2 separate regions of the Homo sapiens genome follow, and region 1 is linked to region 2. A link is a contact called in ENCODE Hi-C data. All regions are on one chromosome and are shown on one strand. Each heading gives the region's core, a stretch centred on a gene start or an enhancer-like site at or near the end of the contact. The rest is flanking DNA. Distances are from core to core; before and after follow the strand shown. Region 1 holds the start of WDSUB1 (WD repeat, sterile alpha motif and U-box domain containing 1). Region 2 holds the start of ARL6IP6 (ARF like GTPase 6 interacting protein 6).

Region 1 (4,026 bases), core at 117-2,616, 6.6 Mb before region 2:
GGGAAAATGTTAAATAATTTATGGTATGTTTATATGTAGACCATTATGTAGAAAAAAAAGCTAATGAAATTTTAGACATGGGAACAGCTCATGACACAAGTTTGTTTAAAAAGGCAGTTTCCAGGACTTTTTGTAAAATTAGTTTTTCTGAAAGACTGAGAGAAAATGTTATCTCTGAGTGGGTGATCTCTGAGGGGTGTAATTATTGACTATTTATTTTCCTGTTATATATTCTGTGTTTCCTACAGAGAGCTCTATTATTTATACAATCAAAAACTTGTTTTTAGAAAAATACTGTTTTGGCAATACTTTGGAATGGAATTTGGTGTTCAAAGTCTCAATCATGATGCACTCCGCTAATTTTAAAAAATTAACAAGAACTTCACAAAATCCTAATTTTTAATCTTCCCTTTCCCCTTAATCTTTTTCATTGCAAATAGTTTCCCACGGTCTCAATTTCATCTTTAAATGTGAGCATTTTAGGTCATTACTCTTCAAATGTAACTTCGGTCTCCACAGGCTGATATATTTTTAATGTTTCCTCATGGATTAAAAATAAAAGCTCTCTGTATCTTTGATTTTCATCTGAACATAGTCCCACACTATGTTGTGCATTTAGTTAACAAGTGGTAATTTGCTCAGGAACTTTTTTTTTTCTGGATAATTTTTATCTCAAAAAGCACTGGCAGGGCCACTTTGTAGTCAATGACACGTGGAAACCAGTCTACCGTGAGCCAGTGGGACGCACTGGGAAAGGCTGAAGAAAAGGCGCCCGGGGTTCCAGTGAGCTCAGGATACCCACCCAACGGCAGGGCTGGGGCCCGGGGCAGGCAGCCTGCCCGGGAGAGACCCCTAGGGGAACCCGAATGAGGAGGCGAGGGCAGAAGACGCCAAGTCACGGACCGCCCAGGGTGGCCGAAATAGAGAAGGCCAATCTGGGAGACCGGCCTCGGAGTACACAGTGCAGGGTGGAGAACTGGAGAAAGAGGTAAAAACTTTCAGCAGGGATGGCCGAACATTCCATGCAACGCCCCTTTAAAACGACGTTTCAGGCGATCACTAGGCCTTGCGACCGCAGCTTTAGCAAAAACAGAAAGATTTGCGACGGAAGTCCCTTTCCAAGCCTGAAATCGCCTTGACCCTAGGAGCCAGAAGCTGGGGAGGAACTCGCAGTCCGGGCGGAAGAGCGCGCATGCGCCGCCTCAGGGGCCGGTCCCGGGGGCGGGGCCTGTTCCCTCCGCCCTGGGTCTCCACAGGCTTTCGCGGGGCGGGGCCTACTCCCTCCGCTCTGGGTCACAGCGGGCGTTCGGGGGGCGGGGCCTGTTCCCTCCGCTCTGGGTCCCCGCGGGCGTTCGGGGGCGGGGCCTGTTCCCTCTGCTCTGGGTCTCCGCCGGCGCCCGCCCCGCCAGCCTCACCTGCGCGGCACGTGACCCGCACCGCCCGTGGGCACCTTGAAGGCGGATCCCGCGCGCCCCCGCTCCTGCAGGTGAGAGCGGCCGCGCCCACGGGCCGGCTCAGCGGCGGTGGCGGCAGGTGGGGAAGCGCGGCTGGGCCTGCTCGCGCGGGGCGTCTGAGCCCTCCATTTCCCGGTTCTAACCGCGCAGCAGGGCCCAACCGGGACCTTGAGTGCGGCGAGGCGTGGTTCGTGCACCCTTGGCCCGGGGCTAGGGCGGGCGTGTCGGCGTCGGGTGGAAGGAAGCCCCTTGCGGGTGAGCTCCCTGCCTCCCAGGCCTCCCTCTTGCCTGGGGTCGCTCAGTCCACAGAGGCCCGGCCGCTCATAGAGGGGGGCACATTCCTGGTCTTTCGTGCATGGGGGGTGTAAGTGGCGGACTTTATTTTGGGAGCGCTGGACACCTTTCGGGTTTGCTTTGAATGAGATGGGATTCATGTGTTTACGCTGGCCAACTGACCTGGTGTGCCCGGGAATTTACTGTTCGCGTGACAGCCGAGGCCCGAGGGAACGCCCACACCGCCCCCCCTACCCCAAGGCAGGTCCTGGGTAGGCCTGAGAGCTTTTTCAAAACAAACTGTTCAGCTGACGGTGGCCTCGGTACTTCCCACTGAATGCCCTGGAACTTGCAAAGGGAGCTGAGTGCGGCAGAGGGCTGGGAGCCGGAGTTTGTTTGGAAAATCACCTGTGCGCACTTGCACAGCTGGGATTTGCGAGCTCTCCAGAAAGCACCACCTGGTCTTGATTGTTTTCAAGACAGCAGTACAGGGATAGTCTACCAGAAATTTTCGTGTTTGGTTTTTAGGCTTTATTGGAGTTTATGTTCGAAGAAAAGAAGCTGAACTTATCCTAAAAGGATAAGATGAAGATAGGGAAAGGCATGCTCCTTATGCCTTAATATTTGTTTGATTGATTGATGGGGTCCTGCTCTGTTGCCCAGGCTAGAGTGCAGTGGTGCAATCACAGCTCACCGCCGGCGTCACCTCCGGGGCTCAAGTGATGCTCCCGCCTCAGCTTCTCGAGTAGCTGGGACTACAGGTGCTCGCCACCACACCCAGCTAATTATTTTTATTTTTAGAGAGATGGGGTCTTGCCTTGTTGCCCAGACTGGTCTTAAACTCTTGGGCTCAAGTGTTCCACCCATCTCGGCCTCCCAAAATGCTGGGACTACAGGTGTGCACCATCGCGCCCAGACTTTTTTTTTCTTTGGTAGAGGTGTTTCCGTAAATAAGACTAGGACAAAGGATTATCAATTTTACAAGTCAAGGTTATACCTGCCCCTTTCAGAGCTGATTCTGCCTCACTTGACACCAGTTTTCCACCGTCAGTTATGTTTCTGTGTGTGTATATATATTTAGTCTTGGTAGATTTTCTAATTTCATATTACATATGGATTATTTAAAGGCTGGAACTCAGTTGGGCTCGAACAAAATAAATATTCAACTTATATTTATTTAAGTACATTAGGTGCCTGACAGTTTTACATGGTGTGGATACAGAAATGAGCAAGATGGCAAAGTACCTACTCCTTTGGGATTTACATCCTAGTCGGAGGAGACAATTTAACAAATATCCGATGCTGGTGGTAATTGCTGAGAATATAGAGTGATGTGCTAGCCTAGGGAGTGGCTACTTTAAATAGGGAAACCGTCTCTGAGGAGAGACACTGAAATTGAGATCTAAATGACAAATAGGATCCCAAGAGCAGAGGCAAGAACATTTCAGCTTGAGAAAACCGCTTTATGGAGACGGAAGACTGTTAGGCCAAGGAGGCTGGAAAGAAGAGAGGGACAGTGGCCAGAGTTGAGATCTGAGAAGTGGGCAGGCGGGAATTATATAGGATTTTGATTACATAAGACTGTATAGGATTTTGTTTGCCATGATGAGTTTGATTTTATTCTAAATTTGTAAATTTGTTCTTGAGCGTGGTCTGGCTAAGTTCATTTTTTGACACTTTCTTAGGTTTTCTTTTCTTGGTTTCCTTGATTCATTCAGAGGTGGTTCCTCACCTCAAGTCTTTTGTATAATTTTACTATTTATCAGACAGGATGACAAACCATGATAGGACAGCTTTCAACATGGTCACTTATTAATAAATTTTCAATGAGACTTTTGTTGTTTTTTTTTAAGAGCAAATCCTACAGTTTGATTTTAAAGGCGGAGCAGATAGCCTTGGCTCCATCCTGTGAAGGGAACAGCTAAGATAGTTTATTAGAATAGAAAATACTTTTTGAGTTGAGATGAGCAGATCTGGAGTGAGGTATTTTTGAGAACTCCTTATGAGAAAGGCTTCAAAGGTGAAATAAACACCTTAGGTTTTGAAAGCTCAACATCAAATCAGTTTGAAGTTATTTGACAGTTTGAAGGTTCTTTTTGAGGAGTTGTGGAAATTTATTGGTATGACAACGGTGGTTGTGAGAATCAGAGGTTATAGTCTTATAGATTTTTTTTTCTCCAAATTGTTCTTATCCCAGGTAACAGGTTGTCCTTTAAAACAGAGCTCCCTTGGCCGGGTACGGTGGCTCACGCTGGTTATCCCAGCACTTTGGGAGGCTGAGGTGGGCGGATCACTTGAG
Region 2 (4,203 bases), core at 313-2,812:
TGTGACTTTATGATACAAAGGCAATGTCTCCGAGCAAAACAGAAATAAACCACCTAGGAGACAAAACTATCAGAATTGCAAAAAAGGGCAAAAAAGTGGGGAGGGGAATGATAAATGAAACATTGGCAGCCAATCATTTAAGACTGACAGCTTGCATTTTATGCACATTCAGTTTACCATTTTATGAAGAGGTAAAACCCACATCAACTGGCCAAAGTGTCTTCTGTATGAAAATCAAGCATTGTAAGGTTTTAGATGCCATGCCATCTGTAGCCCACTAAACGCTGGGAAGCAATGAGGACAAATAAAAACTGGAGTTAAATAGATTTAATTATATTTAATGAAGTACAAAAATAACACTTCAGTGACAATGTTTTGGGTGCTTTTCATACAACAAAGTTCTTTTGTTTTTTTTTTTTTTTTTTTTTTTTCAGTAACTTGGCAAAGGTCACAAACTAGTGAGAATGGAAATTTAAACTTAACTCTGCTTCTTTCCACTATAATATACACTAGCCAACTAAATTATACAACCGTATGCCTTGCAATAAACTTCAACCGGCCAATATTTCAACTTCAGACAGAAAAACAAAATTATTAGAGGACGAGTGGACTATACTTTCTGCAACAGAACTCCGTGCACTACACCTGGATACAAACTTAAAAACTGAGAGGCTAATTATTTTACCTATAAAAGAAGAAATTTGGACTATGCGATGAAAATCTTTGTCCCTCAAGATTCTGTGTAGAGGAATTGGTGGACAGCACATCTTTATTTGTGGATGAAGGCCATTGAACATGGCCTATTTTAATTATATGCACTTTTCACTGTCTCCTTTTAATGGTGGGTGTTTCGCATTTTGTTTAATCTTCACAATATTTCATCCCCAGTGTTCAAGGACTTGAAGATATTTCTTCAAGAGTACCCATTTAATCAAACGATCCTTTTTAAAAATACGTCTCCTGATCATGGATCAGGACGCTCCACTTAGAAAAGGCAAAGGGCGGGAGAGCAAAGTAAGATGCAAATGAGGACTCTGGGTGAAAGCAGCTGCCAGCCTGAGGGCTTAGCGCGAGGGAAAGGGAGATGGGTGGAGACGAGAGCCACACCCTGGCTCAACTTTACTCTGGACAGACTTTCAAGGCGTCGGCTTCAATACCTTTAACGATCAAGTAGGCGATGGCGAGGAGGAAGGCGAGAAGAATGGCGAAGAGCAGCGAGCAGAGAATAGAGAGGACCTGGACCGGCCACCGCCGAGGCTGGGCTCTGCTGCCCGCGGCCGCGGGAAAGATACCATTGCGCTTATCGGGCAGAACGGGCGACCCGTTCCCGTCCGGCGGGAGCACCGAGCGCTTTCTGGGCTCTGACCACGCCCCAGCCGAGAACTCCGCCCGCAGGTCGCGGGCCACTTGGTCGCATCCCTCCTCCTCGTCGACTTCGCCTTCACCCCAGCTGTCCCCCTGAGTAAAGGAGGAATACGATGGCCGAGCCACAGGGCCCGGGGTGCCGGGACCGCGGCGCCGCAGAGCCGACCGCCACCCGCTCTCAGCAAACGACATGGCGCGAAACACAACGAAACCCGCGGAGAACGAGCCTCTCCCACCTGCCCCGCCCCGGGTCCGCAACAGCCAATCCGCGGCAGTGGCCGCTACCACCAGGCCTCAGAGCCCAGGGGTAAACCACGGAGAGCAAGGGTGGGCGGCGGGTTGCAAAGGAAGCCGCAGGGCCAAAGGAGAGGCGGAATGCGCTTCGACCAGAGCTCGACCCCAGGGCTGTAGCCGGAAAGGGGAGCAGGAAAGCGCGCAGGGAGAAGCGAGCGGAGGCCGAAGGCTGTCGAGTATCCACTCCCTGCGGGGCTTCGTCCCGGCCGGAGACCTCCGCCACCCCCGCGTCACCAACGGGAGCGCGCGCCCCGACAGCCCCAAAGCCTCATCTTTTCGACGCCGGGTCCTAGCGCCCGCTCGCGCCCTCGGAGACACATTCCCGAACCTATTTGTCTTCTCCCTTCTTCCCCACTACGCTCACACTCTTCTCCAGGTTCCCCCATTAAGGGCACCTCTCTACCTGGCGCTCTCGCGGTTCCTTAACTGCTCACCCCCATCTCCCTTTAGTGTGGTTCTCCCCACCCGTACTACAACTTCCCTCCCGCTACTCGACACGCCTCCTTCCCCAGGCGCGCGCTCTCCACCTGGTGCGTACGGAGATCGAACCCTCTCCTCCGAACCCCTCCTTTCGCCTTCCCCGCCTCCTCCCCTCCGCCTCGAGCACCGCGCGCGCGCATTCGGTCCCAGCCACCGCTAACACTACAGGCTGCTTACCCCCGCCCCCTCCACCCTACCCCTGGCGGCCTCAGGTTTGTGGGGCGTACGTAACTCGGGCGGGGAGGGTGAAGGTGGCAGACCCCCACTGCCCCACCCCCTACGGGGTGAGGCGGTCTAAGCTCGGGAAGCTGGGACACTGTTGTCTTCCCTTCCCCTGGGGAAGTTGGTAGAGTTTTCCCGACGGAGGACTCGGCGCAGAAACTTCCTCCGTCCTCCTCCTCCCCCCCCCCCATGCAGGCGACGCCGAGTGAGGCTGAGGCTGGGGGCGAATCGCCGCAGAGCTGCGTGTCGGCGGCGCATTCTGATTGGACAGCGGGGAAGCCCGTCAGCCTGTTGGCCCCGCTGATCCCGCCCCGTAGCGCAGGGCAGCCTTTAACCTTTAGCCCCAGTGGGCGCCAGCCACTCAGATCGCTTCTTGTTGGTATGTGTAGCGGCAGTGGCCGCCGGCGGAGCAGTCTGAGCCCGACGATGAGGCCGGGGACGGGAGCTGAGCGTGGAGGCCTCATGGTGAGTGAAATGGAGAGCCATCCTCCCTCGCAGGGTCCTGGGGACGGGGAGCGGAGATTGTCCGGCTCAAGCCTCTGCTCCGGCTCTTGGGTCTCTGCTGACGGCTTCCTGAGGAGACGGCCCTCGGTAAGGGATCAGTGGGGCAGGGGGAAGGCGGCACAATGAAAAACGGAGTGAGAAACAGGAAGCTTTCTCCGAAAGGAGAAGAAGATAAGAGTGGACGAAGGAAGAACTCGAGATGGTGGGATATGTTCTGAGGGAGAGAAGTGGAGGGTGGAAATGCACAAAGAGAAGGATGTGAGACCCTGGAAGTTCCCCGTGGGCTTGGCCTAGACAGATGCGTGGTGAAGGTGCTGGCTCTTGGGCGGGGTGAGCGTCTTGGAGCTTTAGGCCCGATTTTAGCTGGGAGGGGGAGGCAGGGGCTTGATACTGTAAGACTTTAACAGCGGCTGCCAAAATTTGTTTTCATTAGTCGTCGGGGTGGTCTGCAGGGGGAACTGTTGGGACAATTGGCAGGAGATAATTAGGTGGTTTTAATTTAAAACATAGAACAATGGACTCATCGGTAAAGAAAGTAGTTGTCTTTTTAAACTGCGTTAAAAAGGATGAATTAGTTGTTTGCATTTAGTGTCCGTGAGTGACAGAACCTCAGTCTTTGAAAATGTATTTTTGGCAGAAGGAATTTTACCTGTCTTAAAGGTTATGTTAGGAAATAAGTTTGTTAGGAGTGAATTGTGCCTGGGTAGCCATACTGTTTGTGTTTTGTAAGACCGACTCTCACCTGAGTTAATTGGATAGAGCATTTTAAAGTTTAAAATCAGTAGTGTTATAAAATAACAATAGCTGGCTATCTTTTATATCTGCATGAAATAGGAGAGTTGTTGTTTTCACCATAACAGTTTTAAAATTAGTATTCAATGTGTATCCTCCAAGCTTAGCAAGCCAATTAGTAGCTGGTTAAGTCAGTGCTTAAAAAAAAGAGAGAGAAAACCTATGATCCAGCGGTCCAGGATTCATCTTAACTTTTCCCATTTTTTTACGGAATTTGCAAGCTCGTTTTAAATACTAGCAGAATGCGTTTTGTTTGAAACAAGGTATAGACTAATCCAATGATGTTATTACACATAAGCTTAATATTATGTCGCTTCAGATAACTGATCTGTTGAAATGAGATTTTTGAGAAGCATTTAGTATTATTTGCTCATTTAAAAATGTTCACTGTTTTTCAGATGGGGCACCCTGGCATGCATTATGCCCCAATGGGAATGCACCCTATGGGTCAGAGAGCGAATATGCCTCCTGTACCTCATGGAATGATGCCGCAGATGATGCCCCCTATGGGAGGGCCACCAATGGGACAAGTAAGACTGTTTTTGT

Evidence for each region. Hi-C counts contacts between places; a loop is a spot of excess contacts on that map. Pooled maps may share reads with other maps.
Region 1: a map of B cell shows a loop between it and region 2 (20-fold over the local background). The contact joins the promoter of WDSUB1 here to the promoter of ARL6IP6 in region 2. A Hi-C loop is called at or near these places in 3 of 168 maps with a recorded cell type or tissue (B cell and naive thymus-derived CD4-positive, alpha-beta T cell) and 6 of 50 pooled maps.

Annotation. Positions count from the first base shown.
Region 1 is chr2:159,284,043-159,288,068 of GRCh38, reverse strand. WDSUB1 (WD repeat, sterile alpha motif and U-box domain containing 1) reads left to right here and starts at 1,366. Exons shown (of 11, transcript NM_001128212.3): 1 at 1,366-1,486. RefSeq lists silencers at 1,237-1,406, 1,093-1,532.
Region 2 is chr2:152,715,979-152,720,181 of GRCh38, reverse strand. ARL6IP6 (ARF like GTPase 6 interacting protein 6) reads right to left here and starts at 1,562. Exons shown (of 4, transcript NM_152522.7): 1 at 1,158-1,562. The coding sequence starts at 1,557. PRPF40A (pre-mRNA processing factor 40A) reads left to right here and starts at 2,721. Exons shown (of 26, transcript NM_001365597.4): 1 at 2,721-2,952; 2 at 4,056-4,187. The coding sequence starts at 2,743. RefSeq lists enhancers at 1,052-1,251, 1,302-1,351, 1,392-1,591, 1,822-1,911, 1,932-2,001 and 2 more and a silencer at 2,222-2,321.